Regions from separate parts of the Homo sapiens genome. Here region 2 is linked to region 1. The links are chromatin loops, found by intact Hi-C in ENCODE. Cell type or tissue: adrenal gland. All regions are shown on one strand. Each heading gives the region's core, and the rest is flanking DNA. Links, peaks and the distances in the headings are about the cores only. Region 1 overlaps ITGA9 (integrin subunit alpha 9). Region 2 overlaps ITGA9 (integrin subunit alpha 9).

The links. Peaks named below come from ENCODE experiments on the same cell type or tissue, not always from the same donor. Only the 100,000 strongest peaks of a DNase experiment are listed, where the experiment ranks them.
Region 2: a loop joins it to region 1, with 2.2 times the contacts of the local background. A loop is called at or near these places in 5 of 110 quality-filtered maps.

The regions. Positions count from the first base shown.
Region 1 is chr3:37,734,983-37,746,605 of GRCh38, forward strand. It overlaps ITGA9 (integrin subunit alpha 9), which reads left to right. Exons shown (of 28, transcript NM_002207.3): 20 at 1,922-2,001; 21 at 6,748-6,837; 22 at 8,944-9,052. Among named protein-coding and RNA genes, the nearest start is that of ITGA9-AS1, 120 kb to the right of the region's middle. RefSeq lists enhancers at 6,584-7,392, 7,795-8,472. In adrenal gland, for the core only: a CTCF peak has its summit at 6,886 (motif pointing left); a DNase peak (open chromatin) is centred at 6,849; H3K27ac peaks cover 1,018 bases.
Region 2 is chr3:37,547,513-37,559,135 of GRCh38, forward strand. All of the region lies in intron 15 of ITGA9 (integrin subunit alpha 9), which reads left to right. Among named protein-coding and RNA genes, the nearest start is that of ITGA9, 100 kb to the left of the region's middle. In adrenal gland, for the core only: no CTCF peak of the experiment used is centred there; no DNase peak of the experiment used is centred there; H3K27ac peaks cover 873 bases.

The DNA.
Region 1 (11,623 bases), core at 5,415-7,914:
AGACGGGGCTCCCCGTATCCGCAGCCCAGCGTGCACTCCCATGTCCTTCCAACCCTGAGGGTCCTCAGGCTCCAGGCCACATGCTAAGCCTCATGGCTATACTTTGGCTTACCTTGGATGGCCATGTATTTCTCTCTCTCACAGCCTGCCCAGTTTCTGACATTCTGTTCTTCCAGGCCTCCATCCCTGATTTTGGCTTCTCACCCAATTCTTTTGCCTGTCATCTCACTGTGCTCTTTAATGTTTTTAATTTAATTCAGATCTCCTCCCAGTGCTGACTCTACACCAGTCAAGACCCTGCCTCTCTCTTCCTTCTTGTCCTCTTCCCGCCCTGTCTCCATGCCTGCCCCCCACCCCACAGTAAGCTGACCAGTCCCACAGCAACAGAAATTTCTGTCTAGAAAGAGATGTCCATGTTCACTGTAGATGATGGTCCATTGTAATGGACCAATGTCCGTTGCTTTCAGGAAACATTCAGTAGAATTCAGTGTTGCAAATATTAGACCATTGCCTAGAATTCACCATAATGGAACCCAAAGGTTTAGACATTGTATAAGTTATAGGCTCTCAAAATTTGATGAAATTTAAGAACCGTTTTGTCCAACCTCCTTTTTTTATTGAAATGCAAAGACAGTATCTTAGCCAAGATCACAGTCAGTTTGTGGTGGAACCTGGTCCTGTGACCCCTACCCAAGGGTTCCTCCCACATTCTCACACATGCCTGACATGTATATGGTGAACACCATTTACTTAGGGCAGTGCCCCCTACTCACAGGATGTTCACCACTAAGTGGTACACTAGATAATTTTAGATGGTTCATGAAATTATCGTGGGTGATACGTGGACGCAGCACTGAACAACATTGACCCTAACAGTGACCCTTTTCACCTTAGTCAGTTCAGTCATCTATAACAAATTACCCTGGGCTGGGTGGTTTAAACAACAGACATGTATTTCTCACAGTTCTTAAGGCTGAGAAGTTCAAGGTCATGGTCCCGGCAGATTCAGTTCCTGGCGAGAGTTCTCTTCCTGGTTCATAAACAGAACCTTCTCTATGTGTGCCCATCTGGCTTTCCCTTGGTGTGTGTGCATGGAGAGAGAGAGATCTCTTTGTCTTCTCTTCTTCTGAGTGCACTAATTCCATCATGAAGGCCTCACCCTCATCTAAACCTAAGTACCTTCCAAAGACCCCATCTCCACATACCATCACATAGGGGGGTTAGGCCTTCCACATATTAATTTGAGGAGTGGCGGGGGGACACAAACATTCAGCGCATAAGACTTTTCAATAGTCTTCCAATCCTAGCCACACTCAGGAGAACGTCTCCAATCCTGCTAGCACATCTTTAACACTTCTCTATCACCAGCAAATCTCCCTTTTCAACAAAGATGGAGTAGACCTTAGGCTCAGAGGCTTCCAAAGGCAACAGAGTTCAGCATTGCTCTGTTTTCATTGTGTTCATTTTTACAACTACCTTCTCTTTTTGGCAAGTGATCCTGGATTCCCATCTATGACAGTGATATAAATTGTTCTTTTAAAACAATCTTTAAACTAAAAGAGTAAGGCAACAAAAATATGAACAAATATCCCAGGTGATGTAATTTGCAGATGTGGCAGAAATTGAAAAGATGGTATGTGAGTGAAACTTAGAAAGTCCCGGTTAAAGAGTGTAAACGCATCACTTCCTAAGGAGAGCCTCGGTGGCGGAACAGGAGCAGCAGGTCTCTGGCCAGAGTATGTGTCAGGCTTGGTTTTACTGTTAAAGCTGTGACTTTGGCCTGACAGTCAGAAAGCTATACATAAAACTAAAGCTTATCATGCAAATGAGCTTCCAGAGGTCATAAACTGCAGAAGATGGAAGAGAACAGTTTAAGTTTGGAATGCCTGCTGATGCCAAATACCACTTCCTTTTTCACTAGTATGAATTCAGCGTGATCTTTGATACAAGCCACCTGTCTGGGGAAGAGGAAGTTCTCAGCTTCATTGTTACTGCTCAGAGGTAAGGGGGGGGTTTAAACACTTTTTTCAAAGATGAGAGATTTATGGGACCAGGAAAGGATGTGTCCTGGTTAAGCTTTGATGAATCCCAGGATGCTGAGGAGGAAGAAATGGTTACTCAGTGATAAAGCCTTGAGCCGCAAAGTGGAATTGGATTTCTTGGGGATGGTGGTTGCCTAGTGCTGCTTGCATAGCCGCCACTGCAGATTGAACTGAGAGGAACTGGGCATCAGCCACTCAGAGGTGATGATTCTACAGCTGAGGAGAGACAGGCCCAGGGGGGTGAGGCTCTAGTCCAAGGTCAGTTCCCACTTGGCTGTGTATTTCCCAGATCAGACAGATGTCCTCTGCAAATTGTCTGGCTGGGCCCACTGCTGCTTTTGGACATGGTGCTGTATCCCTTGATGGAGTGGGCAGGTCACCTGCAGCCTGAGGGCCTGGCTGAGCCTGTTGGCAGAGGCCCCAAGAGATGCTACTCAAGAGAGGGCTTAATTTGGAAGCCAAGTGGATGGATAGGAAAGGGGATCGTGGGGTGGCAGCTTCTCCCCTCAGTAGCATGTGCCCGCCCCTCTCCAGGATAGCCATGAGTGCCTGTGGGGGCTTCTGGGGAGTTACAAGATGCCTTCTCCAGGGCAGATCCAGCATGCCTTGAAGCAGCATCTAGGTAGCACTTGGCTGGCAGCTCCAGTGGAGGGAGGGGCGTTCAGGTGGGTGAACAGGGAGACACAAGCTTTGATTGGGGTGGTGGTTGGACACCCAAGGCAACCTTTTCATTTTCACTTGGAAATGATCTTAAACTTAACAGAAGTCTTACAAGAATAGTGCAAGGAACTCCTATATACCCTTTACCCAGATTCACCCAGTGTTAACATTTTGCCTCATCTATTTTATCATCCTCTTTCTATATAATTTTTTTTGTTAACCATGTGAAAGTTGCAGAAATCATGCCTCTTGATTCATAAATACTTCAGTGTGCATTCCCAAGAATGAGGCTGTTCTCTTAATAAACTGTAGTATAGTTATCACATTCAGGAAATTGAACATTGACACTATGCTATTAGCTAATCCGCAGTTTATGTTCTGATTATGCCAGTTATCCCAATAATGTCTTTTTAGCCGCTTCTTTTTACTGGTCCACAAGACTTGGTTATTTTCTATTGACACTATTTTCAAGATCACATAATTTACATCACATAAAACATGACTGTGATCTAATAGAAGCCTATGCAAAGCATAGATAGGGTAGACTTCATTCCCATTGCACAAAATCCAGAAGGGCTTCAGTGGGGAGGTAGCATTTAAACAGAGGAGTCTGTTTTCAGGCTGAAGCAACATGGGCACGGCAGTGAGGCTGTCCATGGGGCAAGAAGCCCTGTTACACCTGTGTAGGTGGTGGGCACGAGAGTGTACTGGGGATTCGTGCACCTTCTCAGAAGAAGGATGGGGAGCACACAAGCACAGTGGGAATGGGGCTGAAAGAGGAGCCTGGGCGCTAAACCATGGGGGACAAAGGTCACCTAGAAAATCTGAACTATATCCTGATGGCACTGAGGAGCCACTGAAAGTTTTTGAAAAGGGGAGTGGCACAGTGCAACAGCTTGGCCCCAGAGCATGAGGTTGATGAATTTGATAAGGGGCGGCAGATGCCCATTCAAACCTGAAAATTCTCATTCTCTTGCCATTTCTTGGATCCACAGAACACTCGCCATTGTTGGGCAGACCCATCAATGTGCTCTCTTGGTCCTTCCACACCTGAGGCAGCCTGTATGCCTGGGAAGGAATGTGACATGGAAGAGATTTCCCTTGTCAAAATAGAAGACACTTCCTGCCTCCACCTAATTCAGGGCTAATCATAACAGTCAGAGAGGGCAGGGAACCAGTATTGCAATTGTGAAAGGTTCATTTGTTAGAATAACATGTCCACACAGCAGCAGTGCTCTGGTTTTGGATGCATATTAGAATCGCCTGGGGAGCTTTCAAAAATATCGATGCCTGATCTATCCCCAGAGACCCTGACCCTGCCTCTGCCTGGGGTGAGACCTGGGCAATGGAGTTTTCAGAAGGGCTCACCAAATGATTCTAATGAGCAGCCAAGGCTAAGAACCACTATTTATAATCCCTTACTCTGTGCTGGGCACATTTTCACTCAGTAAATATTTATTGTGCACCTTATATTTACCAGTTGCAGTGCTAAATGCTGGGCACATGAGAAAATGACAGTAACCTACTAAATTCAAGAACACCCCCTATGTACATTAACAGTGCTGCATAGCTTCAGGAAGCCCTAGGATCTGTAGCTTCAATAATATAAAAATTTCTAGTTTCTTAAATCACAAATGTTAAGATGACCATATTATCTTCTAAGCACACACCAGAATATTTCAGATGCTCATTTCTTTTCAGGCATTGGTGAAGATATGGTCTGACTGCCCCGGAGGGCACCCACACACAGCGCTTGACTCCCTGCTATGACGGAAAGATCCTTAAAGCTCCTTATCTTGAAAACTACAGTTAAAATCTCAATTGTTCCTTTCTTCCATCACCACCCTTTGAAGGTCTCTTTGCCTACTTGTAGATTTAGGGGGACATAACATTGAGACTGAGCAGTTTCTTGAACCTCTCCTCTCAGCAGCCACCAGCCTGGCTTTTGCAGACCACTGGAAAGTATCCCAGCTCATTAGCTTTTGGAATGACGGGAAGCCTTTTGATGTTTGACGTCTTTATCTCAACTCTTCAACTTAGCTCATTCTGGAGCAGTCACACGATGACAGATGAGACGGTTGGGCCTGAGCCGGCCAAACAAACGGCAGGGCAAGACCTGGCAGGATGCTGGGGTGGGGGCGGGAGTGGGCCAGGATGGTGTTAACCCATCCACAGGGGAGTCGCCTTTGGCCTGCCCACAGCAGTGATCCCAAGGCTTTTGTCACCCCTTGGGAAAGGAAGGACAAGGAAGTCAGGCTGTGTGGGCACCTGATCCTGCTGCTTTTGCAAACTGTGGATGCCCCTGAGGGACTGATGTCACCCCATGTAGGAAGACAGATGAGGAGCCAGGGCAGAGACTGTGGCCCTATGGGGTCAGCGTCACACAGCACCATTGTTTCAGAACAATAGGAGGGAGAAGGAGAGGGGATGTGAGAGCTATTTAAGTGCTGTTGCCATTCAGCACTTGCTGGTTGAGAGAGGAAGGCAGTGGGGCAGGGCTTGGAGGGGGCAGAGAGAGGGCACAGAGCAGACAGGGACTCAGCAGATGTTCAGGGAACGGCGTGGTGGGGAACAGTCAGGATGAGCTGAGCCAGCCTCAGCAGGTCTAGGGGACTCTTTTCTTCCGCCCATGCAGGGTGAACTTGGGAACCAACTGTGAATGTAGGTTCAAGAACATGTACCCAAGAGCCACGCATTTTCCCAAGGAATAATGATCACAATTCCTATTAGAAATTTAATAAAGTAATAAAGGGAAACTAGGTCTTCTCTCTCTTCCTCCTGTTCCTTCTCCTCCCTTCTTCTTTTGCTCCTCTTCCTTCTCGCTCCCAAATCTGGCATCAGGAGCAGGAGTCACAGCTGAGAGAGCCCTAGTTTGAAGTCTGACTGAGCTGGTTGGAATCTCAGCTCTGGTTTGCAGGGGGGCCTTGGGCAGTTACCTGATTTATCTGACTTGCTCCTTACCTGTCAAAGGTGGGTGCTCCATCTCCCTCTGGGGTTGCTCTGAGGTCTCAGTGAGGCCATGCTGAGAAATGCCCGGCATAGTGCCTGGCACATAGTAGCCACTTAACAGCATCAATTCCCTCATGTTCACCTTTCCAGAATGATCTCACAAGAATCCCCGTTCTGTGCTTTCTCACCCGGAGGCCTTATGTGGATGTATTTTAGAATCACCTGGGGAGCTTTCAAAAATATCGATGCCTGATCTACCCCCATAGACTTGCTATAGCCAGGGTCTATAGCGAGAGCTTCCATGATGTTTATAGTGGTAGGTTTGGTCAGGGCCTCTTTCCTGGGCTTGGCTGTCCATGGATGATGGGTGGTCCTTTCAGGTGAGACATAGCTGCTGAAGTCTAGCAACTCCTTCCTGGCTGCAATACCCTAACTTCATTGGTCCATTGTTCGTGGAACAGGCACTTACACAAGTAGCACACACAGTAGGTGCCCTGCCCATAACCCCTCAGCCCTCACCCTTCCCAATCTATCCGCAAACTGGGCAGATTCCGGCTCCCAGCACCAGCCACCCTGCTGAGGCTTTCTCTGGCCAGAGCCCACTCACTTGCCTGACAGGCAGGTGCCAGGGGGTTCATTCCACCCCACCCCCACCCCCAGCAGCAGCAACAGCAGCTCTCAGGAGTCAGTGGATAAAGGCCTGGCTCCCATGCCCTCAGCTAGGAAGACTGACTCTGCCTCACAGAGTCCCCGCGAGACTGGGCCCTGGCTGCCGACAGCACGACCCTCCTGTATGGCATGCCTTTATTGTCTCCTTTCCTTTGCTCTCTCCCTTCTCCACTCTCCAGTCCTACTGGCATTTCCTGGGGCCACCTCTCGAATAAACTACTTACACTCAAATCTTTGTGTGGAACACAACCAAGACAATAGAGTGCCCTTGATAGATATGTACAGGGACCAAAAACAGACTGAAGGCAATGAGGTGCCATCTGCCCTTGGAGAATGTAGAGATTCAACTCTAAAGTGGAACAGAGAAAGCCCACTGCTGGACAGCTAGTGTTGGCCAGCGTTCATTCATTCTCCTCTCTCTGCACAGTGGCAACACGGAGCGCTCTGAATCCCTGCATGACAACACCCTCGTGCTGATGGTGCCACTGATGCACGAGGTGGACACGTCCATCACCGGGTGAGTAGCCTGGTCCTGGGTTGCCACAACACAGGAGTGCCCTCCAGTGGAACACTGTGCTTCTCATATTTGCATGTGTAGCCAGCCAGGAGCCAAGGGCTGTGCCACCTCCACTTCCTCCCAGCCTTGAAAAGCAGGATGAAGCTTTAGCTGCAGTAACTCATACACTCCTCCCTCCTTGTTTTCTCCTCTGTCCCACCTACCCACCCACCTGGTAGATAATCTGAGAAGTTTGATGACAAGTTTAAGCCCCATAATTTCTTTGAACATTCCATATACCTTTATGTGCATATATTCTCATCCGCCCCTAGTCCCTCCAGAATGCTGTATGGTAACAAGCAGCATGGCTCCTGGGATTAAAATCTCAGCTGGAAGTTGCTGGGCCAGAGATTATCACCAGATGTGTCTCCAGTCCTGGCTCACAGGAGGACCACTTTCTGATTAGCTCCACAGGCAGTGCTGGCTTTGCTTGTTTCTGTTAACTCCCTCTGCAGAGCCAGAGGTGGCTTTTCCTGATGTCTATAATGGTCTGGAATGGGCAGGGAACCATCCCATCGGCCACACTGTCTGTCTGGGTCAAGTCCACGGTCATTCAGTGCCGCTGGCATTGTTGGAAAGCAGGACCCTGGGCTGCAGTCTGTGGAGACCTGAAACAACCTGTGTCAGTTTTCAACCAAAGCCCCAGCTTGGAAAAATGAGAACTCCATTTCTTTCCAGCTTCAGAAAACAGAGTGCATACCTCTTTGATAGTGGAAAAAAGATTTACACAATTAGTTTAGATCAGGTGAGGACCCACTGAACCCTTGACCCAAATGCAAGCTGAACTTTCTGGAGGTTCACAGTTTCTAATTTTTCGGTTTTCAAGTGCTTCTGGGTCTCAGCCTTGATTAGCAGTAGAAATGTTGATCCCTTGCAGGGAGAGCCATCCCTGCACTAGCCCGCACTGCTGGGAGCCAGTGGAATGAGTCTCCAAGCATTCCTGCTCCTGAGCTTTTGGCATTTTTGGTCATGTTTTTTAAACATGAGGTACTGATGGAATATATTTGCAAATTAGCATATTTTTGCCTCTGTTCACAGCTCTATTTTTAACTGTATCATTTATTTACTTGTCTCATCAAAGGCACAGCAAGAATATACCCAGAACCAAGCCCTATCCTTGGGGACAAAGAGAAAACATTCTCCCCACCACCCCCAGACACTTGATCATGTAATCAGTCCTTAGAGGACCTTGTTGGGAGGTGTTAACAGCCCCTGATGAAGCCATCAGTTAAACAAATGAGTCAACCTCTGATCTCTCCAGGAACCTAAAACAGCTCTTGCCATTTGGTAATGCTGGGAACTCACTACCTTACTAAAATAATGCACTAAACATTGAAAATGGATGAGTTGTTGTCTATTCGGACTTAGTCTCAAAAATCTGCCATTGTTGTGTTTAGGTGAGTGAGTGGCCTCCAGCATCTAGAAGTCGATATTTGTCTGGGAGTGTCAGTCAGAGCTTTGTTTCTTCTCAGGAATGTGTTCATATAAGCAACATTGAAAGCATTGCTGCAAACTGAGCTTGAATTCTTCTCACCTCTTATGTAGCCTCCGAAATCCAAGGGAAAATGCTATCAATGAACGGATTCAGCTTTCAAATGCCTAACTTCTAGTCATCTTGGCAGTCTGATAAATTTAAGTTTTTTAAGTGAATTTGTCATAGAGTGGGGTTTAGGATGCCAAATACATAACTCATTTATATTTATTTTTTAAAAGCTTATGATCATCTTCTTCAACCCATAAAACATTTTTCGAATGACAAAACAGAAAATGTATACTTTTATAATCCAGTTTTTAAAAAGTCAAAGCTATGATAATCTTGTCATTTCAGAAAGGTAATCCCAGTGCATATTTCTCCATGCAGCTTATTGACGTAACCTAAGATGAGAAGACACTACTATTCATGCCTGGTCAGAAAGCACAGACTGGCTATGTAACAGCCCCAGCAGGGAAGCACTGGGTGCAAGACACTGGATTAAATTGAGACAAATGTTTGCTTCTCAGAATGGCAGTGACCATGGGTGCTTGACTGTGGGTGGGGATGACAGATTTCATGCTTTCCTCTTTCAGAATCATGTCTCCAACCTCCTTTGTATATGGCGAGTCCGTGGACGCAGCCAACTTCATTCAGCTGGATGACCTGGAGTGTCACTTTCAGCCCATCAATATCACCCTTCAGGTACCCACTCCTGGAGACCTCCTCTGTCCGTGGGGGCTAACGGAAGGGCACATGGGATGTCTCTCCTACAGAGGGCTAAGCTCTTGTCAGGAGAAACCCTTCTGTGGTTGGCTGGTGTGGTGTGTGTGTGAGATCTGTAACCACACACAGAATGAATCCTTTTCGATGCCTGGTACTCTGCTGTGCAGGCCCCTCTGCTTTTTCAGGATTTGGAAGGACAGGTCCACGTCATGAATGCCAGTTTTCCCCAAGAAGCCCTCTGTGTGGTGGAGGCCTCAGCCAATGTCCCAGCCCAGATGACCCCATGAGGACCCCTTTCTGTTCTCCATCATTCCCCACCTTCTGGGCAGGGCTGCCTCAGAGGATTTGCTGTGTCCCTTCCTCCTGAGATTTTCTTGCCAGCTCATCCAGGAGCCCACTCCTCCTGCAGGGGAACAGCCTTTCGGAAGGGCAGTTTTATAAGAACAGAGGAGTGTGAGCCCCTGTGAGCCCCCACGGGAGGCACGCTGCTCCCTCACTGAGCCATGGCTGGCTTGCCCAGGCACACAGGCATCATTTCCAGCAAGTCCACTTGGTGTAGACTGTGGACCTCATGAAGGACACTGTTTCTTCTCTTAGTTGGGGGTCAGCAAACTTTTTCTGAAAAGAGCCATGGGGTAATTTAGGCTTTGTGGGCCATTTGGCCTCTGCAGCATCTATTCAACCATACTTCTGTAGTTCAAAGGCAGCCATAGATAACACAGAAACAAAATTTTAGTTCCTTATAGACAATGAAATTTGAATTTCGTATAATTTTCACATCATGAAATGTAGGCCCAAGCGAGAAAGGATATCCTGAAGGTCCCAGAGCTGGGAGAAGCCGGGCTGGGGCCAAGACCTGGCGGCACTGGCCGGACCCTGTGTGGATGAAGTGAAGGAGATGGGCCCAACTCACCCATAGGACACAACAGTCCATATCTCCTCACTCTCTGGTTCTACCTCCCAGAACTCTTCTCTGCCTCTTGCGTCCTTCCCCATGGAGAGATGGTTTCCCACTCTGGCATTCACTGCTGTGGCTAAATAATAATTATTTTCTTTCCTTGTGGCCTCTCCTAGGTGGACTTAGGGGATGACAAATAATGACAGGGTGAGGGTCTAGAGAATGTGGCAGTAAAACATTTGTGGGCTCTGACAAACAATGGTCTTCCTCTCCCCAGAGTATTCTCCCAGCAACAGACTGCGAAACCATGATACATAACACATGTCCCCAGCTCACAGAGGATGTGCCTTCTGACCAACTAAGCCCCTGCTGTCACACCCTGCTCTTGATTTACAGGGGAGAAAGGGAAGGATGGGGTTAGAGCTTGTTTTTGAGACAGTAGAGTGATTGCTGTGAACAGCACCTCTGCATTTCTGAATTGCTTCTCAGAGTTATTTTATTTTTCTCCTTTGCTTTTCGTAATTGGGTAGGAAATAGATAAAGACCTGATGGGTTTATTTCATCTTAGTTGTTTCTACTCTTTCCTACTCTTATAGTTTTGGGGGTGTCTTGCAATTAAAGATGTAGTTCAGAAAATTATTTAGAAGGGTTCAAGTAACACAGACCATGTAATGAAGAGGGTATGAGTGTTGAAAGAAGGAAAAGAAGAACAGGGGTTGCACAGAATATACCAAATGTTCTTATCACCCTCTGGGGAACAAAAGAAAGAAATCTGAGGGTATGCAGCTTATCCTTCCAGTTGTTTCTCTGAAGGTAATTTTTACAGTGAGTTTAAAGTTTGGTATTCAGGCAAATAGTTTTCTTCACATCTGACCTGAAATAGGACTCAGGCTAGAGAATCCAGCCCTGGGGAATGAGTGATTGGCATGTCCCTTAGATAAACTCCTCCGTGATCCATTGCCTCAGGAAGTGCACAGCATTCAATCCAGGGTTGAGAGAGTTGGGTCTGAAAGATTGATAGTGTGTGCCATTGATTAGAAGGAGATCCTTCTGTGCTAGCAAAGCCCACTTTTTCCTTGAGAATTGTCTGACTACTTATTTATTGGTATAATGGTTGTTATTGTGGTTGTCCTGCAGGAAGGTCACTAACCAGCTTGGCAGTGATAATGACCAGAAGGTGAAAATACTGTGGAAGGAGGCCAGGAATACGGAGAAAATGTTTCTATATTTCCTTATTCCAGTAATATTGTTCCTGAAGGAGAACATAAGACTTTCCATATGAACAGATTTTTCTATGCTTTTAAAAATCGGTTATTCAACAAGCTACATAATTGTTTAAAGGCTCCACTGCCATTGTACACAGGAGAAAGGCAGAAATACTAGTCTTGGGCCTGCTTTTTACATTTCATCATAGTTTTTAAACAGACACATTAATTTCTCGACAATAAGAGGCTTTTTTGGCATCAAAATTTAAAGCATTTCCCCACCTGAAAAACAATGGCCAAAAATAATGCAGATATTACACATGAACATTTGCAGAGAATCCAGTATAAAGACATTTGTTAAAAATAAAGATGGTAATACAAGCTCTCCTGTCCTCCTGGCTCTGATGAGTGAAATAGTGCAAATCAGCATCCTTTTCTTCATTGCTT
Region 2 (11,623 bases), core at 6,062-8,561, 190 kb before region 1:
GAGTGTTGGATGCTGGTTTTCAGAGGTGATCAAAACTTTTTTTTTTTCTTGTTTAAGAAACAGATAGTTAAGAAAGGGAGATTAAGTTGGAGTTAATAAGAACTCTGAGAAAGAGGAGAAAGAAAAACAGCAAAAGTTTCTTCTTTATCTGGAAAATAACATGCTAAATCTCCGGGTCATCTTGAGAAATCAAAGAAATAGCTAAGAAAAAAACAGTTGCAGGGTTTGGCAAAAGGGGACGCCAACCTTAGATATGAGGTCTTCTGAAAACTTTTAAAATTTGTTTATTTTTTGAATCAGTAGTGTGTATAGTTAAAATTTTTAAATGGTTATAAAAGTTGTCAAAGAAAGGATGTCTTTCAGCTATCCTATTTTTCTCCCAAAGGCAACCACAGTTCCATTTTCTTAACGTGTCTTTCAAAAGCTTGTCAATAAATATAGAAATCTGTGTGTGTACCTCCTTTTATTTTATGCAAATAGTAGTATACTGTGTGCACACTGTAGTAAACTTACTTTTTCTTTTAAAACATCCAACAGCAGAATGGAGGAACAGATTTTGGCAAATCGCACAAAATCTAGCTGTACCAGATGAAATACAACTCAGCAATAACAATATTATGTTATTATGATACACACAATAACATGAATGACTTTTGAAAGCATTAAACTGAGTAAATGAAGCCAGACACAAAAGGCTACCTACTGGATGATTCATTTATATGACGTTCTGGAAAAGGCCAACTAAGGAGAAAGCAGATTGGTGGTTTTCAGCGGCCAGGGTTTGGGGGAAGGGCTGATGATGATTGACTTCAAAGAGGGATGAGACAACTTTCTGGGGCGATGAACATATTCTAAGATCGTGGTTGTAGCGGTTGTATGGTTGCATTTATTAAAACTTAACAGAGTGCACACCTAAAATTAGTGAATGTTATGTATGTAAATTATATCTCAATCAAACTTATTTTGTTAAAAAAAGTTTCGTGGAGATTGTTCCATATTGGTGCATATAGAGCTTTCCTGTTCTTTTTCAGTAGTTCTTTTTCACTATTCCTTGATTTATTTAACCTGTCCAGGTGGTCTTCTATATGTCAGTTCCAGACTAACCTGATCTGATGCTTGTAGACTAGTTATCTTAGTTTGCTTCTCCAGAAGAGGCTCCTCTTCTCTCCCCTAGATCCATAGTATCCTGGCTGAGGACCCCTGAGAGGGCAGCATGGAGGGGCCCTGGTGCTCTCTAAGGTGACCTTGGACATATGTCCTACAGAGGACAAGCCTCTCAGCTATAGGGTGCCCAAGGAAAATGGGAGATTTTTCTTGATTCCTGCAGTTGGCTTTGTGCCCTTGGCAGGCTCTCCTGGTCTGTAGGTAGCATAGATGGCCTGAATGTTTGGTAAGGGGTGCTGGAAACTAGGGCAAGAAAAGAGGGGAAGGTTGGGATGCATAGAACTGATGTGTGGGAAACTACCTTCATCATCCAGCTCAGGTGTGAAGCCGCTGCTCATGCGATATGCTCTGCTCACACAGATGGCACTAAGGAACCGGGAAGCTGGGCTTTGGAGACCACGCTGGAAGTCAGCTCACTGAGTGTGGGTTGCCTTGACCATCTCCTCTGGGAGGCCATGTTGTGCATAGCTGGAGAACAAACTGGGGATGAATCAAGAAGGGAAAGGGTGTGGTGAATGTTCAGCATGGGAGCTGATATCTCCGATGAGCACTGTTTGGCCATTGATTTATTTCTTGGGTGCAATGAAGGGCTCTTAATCTTCTGCATTTGGACACTTGCCACAGAGGACATTGTGATTAGCAAAGGAAGGCACAAAAATTCTAATCCAAAGGCTTTGCCCGCCTTAAGTCCTTTTTTGAAATGGAGCTGATTTAAATATGTAAGTATGGTCACAGCATTGACACTTCAGTGGTTATCGTAAGCTTATTTGTACAGTATGTGAGATGCAGTTTGTAGCAATTGCTATGGGTAAAATTTTTATTTTAAGAGGTGACTTTCTATTTACAGTTATTCATTTACACTGGGTTCATCTATTAATATATACTGTTGATGCCCTTTTAACACTGGTATTCTTTGAAGTCACACATGATAATGTGTTCTGTTTTATTGGTTTTGTCTTTATATTTGAGATGTGATTATAAAGATCCCTTCTGCCTCAAACCTTGAACTTAGATATTCATTATAAGCATGATTCCCTTCAAAGTAATCACCTTCTAGTCATTCCTGTTTTGAAATTTCTTCCATGGTTTGTTTATTCACTTTTATCATGGTCCATTTTTACTCTAGGAGTTAATTCAAATTTTGGAAGCAGCAAGATTTCTCTGCAATCCTCTCTAGTAGATAATAGTGTGTTTGGGGAAAAGTGAGGTATAATAATACAGGAATTAGTATTAAAGAATGTAGTAATTAAACTCCTTTTGAAAATGATTTTAAAAGAATTCCCATAATATTCAGGTAATAGCGATAAAAGCAGCTAACACTAATCGAGCATTTAGTATGTGCTGGTTACTGTGAGTCACTACATGTGAGATAGTTACTGTTTTTATCCTCATCTTACTGTTTCAAAGACAAGGCATAGAAGAGTGAAGGGACTTGCTCACAACCTTACAGTTGACAAGTAGCAGAGGTAGGATTTAAACCCGCAAGTCTGGCTCCTAAGACTTGGGTTTAAACCACTACATTGTAACACCCCTCATAAATACAAGCTAGAACTATTAGTAACTAGTACTTATTATATGCCAGATACTCTTCTACAGGCTTTACATGAAGAAAGAGAGGTTAAGTAACCTGACTCAGGCTATGAACTAGTGAGAGACTTCACTGCCTCTTCATAATAGAGTCCTGGGACCTTCTCTGTGTTAAGCATATGGCCCCCAGAGGTGACAGCTTTTGGGGGTTTATGTTCTAGAGCAGTGATGTGCTGCTAATGTTTAACAACTAGCTCTTGGAAAGAGGGGACATGACTTTTGTAGCATTTTGCAAATTTCCCTGGTGTAAATATTCTTATCATGTCTGATTTCAAGCTACCAATGAGACATCACTGAATGTGGAGTTAGGAAGAGATGCACAATAGCACACAGTTGTTTAGTATTTCCAATAGCTCTAAATATCTTTAAGAGCATAGATGATAGTAAAGTATGGTAAAATAATTAGGAAGTTATGAGTGTTGAGTATTTATTACATTTATCTTAATATAATTTACTTATTTTTAAGTTTATTCAATTTAACTTTTAATAATGGCTGTGTTTAACAACCCTGGCTCATAAACTTTCTGAAAATTTAACAGTTGGCTTTTGGAAACCCACTGCAGCAAGCTCCAGCACACAACTGAATATGTTGAGGGTTTTTTTGTTGTTATTGTTGTTTTTAATTTTAGATTCACAAGGTACAGGTGCTTGTTTGTTCCATGGGTATATCGCATACTGGTGAGTATTGGGCTTCTAGCATGTTTGTTAATAAGTTGGTCATATCACTCAAGTCATGCCTGATACACAGATGTTTGATTATCAGAGTCTTTTTTCTTTCTTGTTTCCTGTGGCTTTTTAAGTTGATGAATAATAGGAAAGTAAATTTGTGGGGTCAGTTAAACCACCAGACGACAGCTTTTATGTTTGTACATTGGTTCAGAGGTACTCTGTATTTTGACTGGATTTATTGGATAGTGTAATTGTTTCCATTTAAAACAATGGAAAAGATTTCATTTAAATTTATTGAGATCTTATTTTTCACCCTCATTCCGTGCACATTTGGGATTCTGTTCGCCAGCCCCTCTGCACTCTGAAGATGCACAGCAGCCTCTCTGTACTCTGAAGACGCATGAATTGCTGACTGTTGGGCTTGCTTGGAGGGGACTGGGGGTTATTACCTCCCACAGGACTGTTTAAGCTCTGGAAGTTTTCCTACCTCCTGCAACTGAATTTAGTCTTAATTAGTACAGAGTGAACTAGCTGTGAACAATCTGGTTTTCTTGCTTTGTGCCTTGATCATGTGAGACCTAAGGGCTGGTCCTGCCCTTTTCTTATCCATTGCTTTAATCAGAAATAACATATCAAGGTGGCCCAAATTGTGTCACTATTCTTTCCTTTGTCTTCTCCACCCATTCCCACGGCATCCATTCCTAAGGTCATTTGGAGAATTCTCTGTTCCAATAAGTGGGATCCACATGGCTCAAGGAGCAACAGGCCTTGGAATCACTCTTTGAGTAGTAGCTGGTCCCTCAGTCTACCCCAAAGAGCTGCCTCGCCAGACCTCCCCACCTCCCGGACATACAGACTCCAGATGTGGAAAAAGCCCTTGCCATCTCTATCCTCCAACACAGAGCTTTGGTGTCCGAGACACATCCAAGTGACAGGCCCAAGAGGGCCTCTGAATGAAGACGGATGAGCCGTGTGGACACAGCCACACTATGTTTTCGTGAAGGCATAAGACCATGGGCCAACTTTCTGGGCATCCAGGGCTGGCTGCAGAGGCTGGAGTGAGTGGCTTTCAAGGCAAGACTGATAATGAAAGTCGTGTTTGGGTGGGAATCACAAGCAGGGGAAGTGGGGGAGCCAGCTTCCCTTCGTGCTGTGTGTCACAATAAGATAGGACACAGATGCAAAAGCAGATCGCTACAGCTGGATCTGGGTAAAGGTGGCAGTGACGCGTCGGTGCAGAGAATTCCTGTTTTGAGGAAAGATTCGGAGCCAGCTAAGGTTTTCTGAGGGCCCGTCATGTCTCAGACTGTCACACTTATTCCTCTGTCATGTATGCTTAAGTCTGTTTTAGATGACCCCTTGTAAAGAAAGGAAGCCTGGCCCCTGAAGCCTCATTGCGTGGGATAAGGGGACTAACATATTCTGTGGTTGTACCAGCAAATTATTATTTATTTCTTATTTTATAAAAGTATAGATTTTATTCATGCCTATATTGTTAGAGAAAATCATTATTTTTAGTCAACGTATTAGTATTAATATCATGGCCTCTTTTCTTCTCATTTTGGAAGGGGAATATTTTTAGACTCTTTAATGAGAGAGTCATTTTCTCAGTAAATATTTGATTGGCCTGAAGTTAAGTGGGTAGGCGTAAAAAATTATGGAAGTATTGGACTTGAGCAAACTTTTGACAAATAGCGCTCTCTTTCTCTCTTGGGCGTATGCGTGTGTGCATGCATGTACTCCAGCTCTCTGTGTATGTTACACACACACACGTTTTTCGCATAAAACATTTTTATTTTGGGCCAGGTGTGGTGGCTCACGCCTGTAATCCCAGCACTTTGGGATGCTGAGGCAGGCAGACCATCTGAGGTCGGGAGTTCAAGACCAGCCTGGCCAACATGGTGAAACCCCGTTTCTACTAAAATTACAAAAATTAGCTGGGCATGGTGGTGGGTGCCTGTAATCCCAGCTACTCTGGAGGCTGAGACAGGAGAATTGTTTGAATCTGGTAGGCGGAGGTTGCAGTGAGCCAAGATTGTGCCACTGCACTCCAGCCTAGGAGACCGAGCAAGACTCCATCTAAAAAAAAAAAAAAAAATCTTTATTTTGAAATAATAGCAGTCTTACAAAAAAGTCATTAGGATAGCACAAAGAAATACCGTAAATTCTTCACCCAGATTCCCTAAATGTCATTTGCTTTGTAATTTTCTATCTATTCGTACTTCTTACCTGTTTGAGAGTAAGTCGGAGACGCGATGCCCCCTTATCCCTAACATCAGGGATATTTCCTGAGAACAAGGACATTCTTTTACGTAACCATAGCACAATTATTGAAATAAGGAAATTAAGTGATACATTACTGTTAGCTTATCTGCAGAACTCACTCAAATATCACCAGTTATCTTCATGTCCTTGGTAGCAAAAGAAAATCCCGCACTATTGCATTTGGCTGTCACATCTCTTTAGTCTGGAAAAGTCACTCAGCCTTGCTCCTTCATGTCCTTGACATTTTTGAAGAGTACAGGTCAGTTTGTCTGTTTCATCATGATTAGATTCAGGATGTATATTTTCTGCAGGAATACCACAGAATACTTGTGTCCTATATATTTAAAAACATATACATCCAACATCACTGAAGGTATGTATTTTTAACTCCTCCTTTAAAGTGGTTTTCCAAAGTTAGTTGCCATCCCCAAAAGGGAGCTTTTAGACATTGAGAGAGGTGATTATGAAAGTACGATAGCTTGCTCACCACCTCTCTCCTCTGCTCCTGGGAGCACAGGGGAGTTTCAACTCTGGGGAAGGTGATCATTTGGGTCATTAGTAGCGCTTTGAGTACCATGGTGTCTGCAGGGAGTTCCCAGTTCTTACTGCTGTCTGAGAATAAAACATAATATCTTTGGTCTTCACAGAGGTATCAGACAGGAATTCCACTCAGCTTGCAGGAATTGAGACCCCAGGACAGGGGCTTAAGCACATCAAGATAATTTCTCTCTCTTCTAGAGGAAGAGAAGTTGCTGATGTTGGTTCAGTGACTCGAGGATGTTCTCTGACCTTTCACTTATTCAGGAAATGTGCATTGCATACCTATTATGCCGTAGGCTGGGGGGCCCTCAGCTCTGCTGTGAAGAGACAAGGATCCTTGTCCCCCTGGGAGTTTATATCCCAGTAGGGGGAGACAGACAATAGATATAATAAGAAGAAAATTAAGGTGCATTAGAAGGCGATGAGGCTATGGAAAAAAAGAAAGAAAATAGAGCCCAGTGAAGCGGGTTTGGGAGTGCAGGCATGGGGTTATGGGGGTCAGGGTGACCTCACTGACGAGGTGTGATTTGAGCAAAGCATGGAAGGAGGCTGGGGAGTTAGCACAGCGGGTTCCTGGAGGAGGGCTCAGACCAGTGTCTGAGTGTCTGGTGTGTCTGAGGAGGAGCAGGGAGACCAGTGTGGGCAAAGAGGTCAGAGTGGCAGTGATGGTTGTGAGCGGGTCATCTTGGGCTTCCTAGGCCTTGGGAAGGATTTGCCTTTACTCAGAGGGGGATGGGAGTGTGTGAGGGATCTGGGCAGGGTGGTGACCTGGCCTGCCTTCCATTTTTACAGGCCCCTGCTGGCGGCTATGTTGGGAAGGCCTGTAGGAGGCGGTAGAGCAGCAGGAACGGGGTTAGGAGACTGAGCGTTACCCAGGGAAGAGGGTGGCTCCACTGGGGCCATAGTGGTAACATTGTGAGAAGTGGTCAAATTCTGCGTGCATTTTGAAGGGGGATCCTACAGCATTTCCTGAGGGTTTGATTGTCAGTTGTGAGGGAATAAGATATCAAGGGTCACTCCAAGCTTTTCAGCCTGAGTACCTAAAAGGATGGAGTTGTCACTGGTGGTGTTTTCAACGGAAGGTGCAGGTGAGCAGGTTGAAAGGGGGAAGATCTGGAGTTTGTTTTTAGACACACTGGTAGATGTTTAAGTGTGTATGCGTATGTATGAGTCTTCAGTTTGAGTAGTAGTCTGAGTAAGAAGTATCAATTTGGGAGTCGCCAGCAGACAGATGGTATTTAATGCCAGGAGATTTGATGAGATCACCCAGGGTGTGAGGGGAGATAGAGAAGAGAGGGGGACCAAGGGCTGAGCTGTGGACACTCCAACACTAAGAGCATCTTTTCCTCCTACCCCTAAAATGGCTCTGGGGCTCCAGCCATTGTATGTGTTTTTCATGCAGGAAGAAGTGGGACATGCAAAGGGGCTCTTTATAATCTGGTCTGAGGCCCCTGTAAAGAGCCTCCAGTGACTTCTGCTTATAACGCATTGACCATCCATATTTTAAAAGAGGTTGGAAGATGTCTAAGTACCAGCTAGACATCTTATAAATCCTATCACTATAGAGTTTTGCTCTCCAGCAGAACTTTCTGTGATGAAGGAAATGTTCCGTATCAGCACTGTCCAATATGGTGGCCAGTGACCACATATGACTGTGAGCACTTAAAATGTGGCTAGTGCCAATAAGGCATTGACTTTTTACTTTTCTATACTTTTAATTAATATAAATTCAAACTGAAATAACACATGTGGCTAGTGGCTACCATGTTGGACAGTGCAGATATTGAAGTTTGATTTTTAAGAAGGAGAGGGACAGACACTGGACAGACAACTCACAGCTCCTGCCACAGTACAGCATGGAGCCTCCCAAGGCACTAGTCACACAGATCAAGCCACACAGCCAAATGGAAATACAAATAATAGATTGAGGTCACATTGACTGTTTCACGTTGTACTTAGACATGCTGATTAAAACCTGAGTTGCAAGTGTACCATGGAACATAATCTCTCCCTCTAGTGTTTTGGAACAATCACACACAAATGTTTATATCCACATACAGGCCCCATATACAATGGGGGAAACAGAACAGAAGAAGGTTGGATGGTTCACCAAGTTGAGTGGGTCCTTCAAAGGATGTCACCATCTTGGATGTGATGTTTTCTGTTTTCAGTGGCATAGAACTAGATAAAAGGTGGCAGTGCAGAGGATGGAAGTGGTATTGCTCAGTGGGAAAGGGAAGGCATTTTAGGTTTGGGACATATTACAATATTGCCTTTTAGCGTAGAAAAGCCCTCCTTCCTGATGCTCTTGCTAGTGCTGGGTGGAAAGATTCCCTTTCAACTCAACATGTGTGAAGCACATGAACTGAAGCACTCTTCCTGCTTAGCATGGCAGGGGCTGGGCCAGGCCAGGGTGGACCAGGTCTTGCTCTGATCAACCACATGGTCTCAGGCAAGTTGCTTCACCTTTACTGCTGAGCTTCAGTGTCCTCAGCTGAAATGGGGAGCAGAATACTGACTTCTTAGTAGGGGTCTGGTAAACACTGGGCCCCTTTTTCCTTCTGCTCTACCCTGCAAATCTTTTCCTCTTTCTAACTGCCTCTGCATTTGGAAGGGGTCAAGACTCGTTTCATAGTTTTTTGGGGGATTAAAAAATGATTAGAAGCAGATGGTGAGAAGAAAATAGAAAGTATGGAGCAAATAAGAAATGTGGGAAGAGAAGAGGGCAAATGGTAAGGCAGCTCTCGGAGCTGGCACGTTCTTTCTCTCTGGACCAGAGCAAGCCAGAGCCTCTCAGTCATCTTCACGGGCTGGTTGACAAGGACTCCTCACGTTAGCGTGCACACGAAGAACCTGGGACCTTGTTCAATGCAGATCCTGATACAGCAGATCTGAGGTGAATTTCTAGCAAGCTCCCTGGTGACGCTGGTGCTGCTGGTCCATAGACCACAAAGCAAGGAGCTCGAAGACATAGATACCAAAAGTTACAGGGGAAAACGGACAAAGCCACCAGCTGGCAGTTGATGCAGGTATCAGAAGCAAGTGGGCCTCGGAGGGGCCAGATGCCTCTCTCCTCACACTGACCGTGAGAGCGAGTGCTCCTCATCAACAACGTGGGGCCAGGCTTGAGTCAGCAGCACTGACTTTATGTGACCTAGTGCAGCTCGCCAGCCCACGCTGATGTGTGTTAATGGAGGGGGTGCCCCTTATAGGAGGGTGGTGTGGGCTATAATTTCTTCTGCATTCTCTGCCTATTGCTTGAAGGACAGTGTTGTCAGCAGTCAACTGACTGAGCTTGACTTTTCAGCAGTTTTTTTAAACTTCACTGCAGTGTTTTTGGACACAGCTATGTCAGAAATCTATTTCCCCTTCTCAGAGACCAGGAAGCTCTTGAGGTACAAGCTCTTATTAAGCAGAAAATTTTAAAGTGGTTTTCCTTCTCCTTTTCTTGGGTCTGCTTTCTTGGGGCAAACAGAATACGAGAAGCCAGCTTAGAAATTGCATGGGTCCTTCCTGCATTTTGTGAGAAAATGGTGGCCTCCTATATTTCTTCCCTGACAGGTTACTGTGGGCCACCAGCCTCCTTGGTGACTTCTGTTTTGCAGATGGGGAATTTGTTGATTGTAGTGAGTACGCTGTGTGCGGCAGAAAGGATTCTGTCACCTACAGAGAGCTAGGGAAGCGCCCAGGCTGAGGAAACCCACCCCTTCGAAGCAGCCATCCATAGGTAGCCTGGGGGTCTTTTCACAAGACAGCCCTAGCCCCAGTTCATGGGAGTTGGAACAATGGTGGGTCCAATGGTGGATGAATAGTTTATTCACATGCATCCCAGGAGATTTGTGTGAAGAGGGTGACAGAGAGTTGCTTCTTTTAAAAAAAATGTATTAAGGGCTATGTAAATAAAAAGAAGAAATTAAGTTGTAACAGTAACAATAATAGCTATCTTTTATTGAGCATTTACTATATGCTACATGTTTTACATGTACATGAAGTCCTTATAAAGAATACAATTACATATGTTAATATGTGATTATATACAGAAAATTGTATCAGAATTATATCTACATATATAAAAATAAAATAAAATCTCATTTTACCATTGAGGGATCTGAGATTTAGAGCATTTAATTTATTTAAGATCTCACAGCTGGTAAGCAGCCAAGTCTTGGGTTTGAATCCCATCCAGCAACCAACTAGTTCTATGACTTTGAATGCAAAAGATGATGGCTTTTCTCATTATTATTACCTAGTTAGTCTGAGAAAGAGAAAACTCCATTCTGGATGGCCCATTTCTGGGTGGATTGGTGCTAGGTTTCTCCTGGTCTTGGACGAGGTTGCACTTTTCAGCCGCTCCTGTGCACGTGTGTCCGTGCTCTGAGGTGGGAGGAAAGCTCAATGTGGGTCTGTGAGTCCAGGGCAGGCAGGAGTCCTGGGGACTGGAGGTTCTCTGCACTTCTGTTTGATCTTCCCTGCCTGTCTGTGGCCTCTGCAGTTTAAACAATGACTGTCACTTAAACCTCTTCTGAAGAGCTTGAAGTCTGGTCCATGCCTTCAGCCCACCAGCATGTGTTGAGTACCTGTTGGGTACACAGCTCTGTGTCTGGTGGAGGGGAAACAAAGATTAAAAAGACTGGGCCCTGTCCTCCAACAGCTCAGGTTATTTCATGCCTGCATTCGGGGCACTGTCTTACTTGGCCTAGTCCCACACTTGTCCCTCCCACCCCTTGCTTCTCTATTTTCAATTCACTTCTGTTTCTACACACATCAGTGATGTAGTGTCCTATGTACAGGTGTGCCTGGGACAGTCCTGGTTTATGCCTGTTGTCCCAGCATAATCATTAATAGTTCTCTATTTCACTCTCAAGTGTTCCGATTTGGATGGCACCCTATTTATTGAGTGCTCATTGTGTGCCAGACACTGTGCTGGGCCCGGGGCAGATGGAGACTCGTAAGCCATAACCGCTGCCTCCCAGGAGCTAGTCTGCTGGGGCATCCGTTCTGAATACCATGACTTGGCAAGTGAAGCATTCCCATGCCTTCCAGACTCCTGGCTCTGCCTGTGTGAAACGTACTCCATTTCCAGAGCCAGCTGCCGAGCTTTTTCCCCTGGGCTGACTTTCCACCACCCTGACCTGCGATTCCTCTCTGCTAACCCTCCTCTCACCGTTCTCCCCAGGGTGGGCTGTGGGCCTTCTGGTGCTGAGCTCCCTCACATCTGAGCTGTCTTAGCACCTTCTTTCCACCTGTATTTGTGTTACTTGGATATTTGTGTTTTATCTTCTGTACCAGAGCATAGGTTATTTTAAAGCAGGGAGCTTATGGCATTCAACACTGTCACCCTGGGAATAGGACCCCCAAAACACTTTATTTCTCAAATAAATGATGGAGTAGGTTCCAG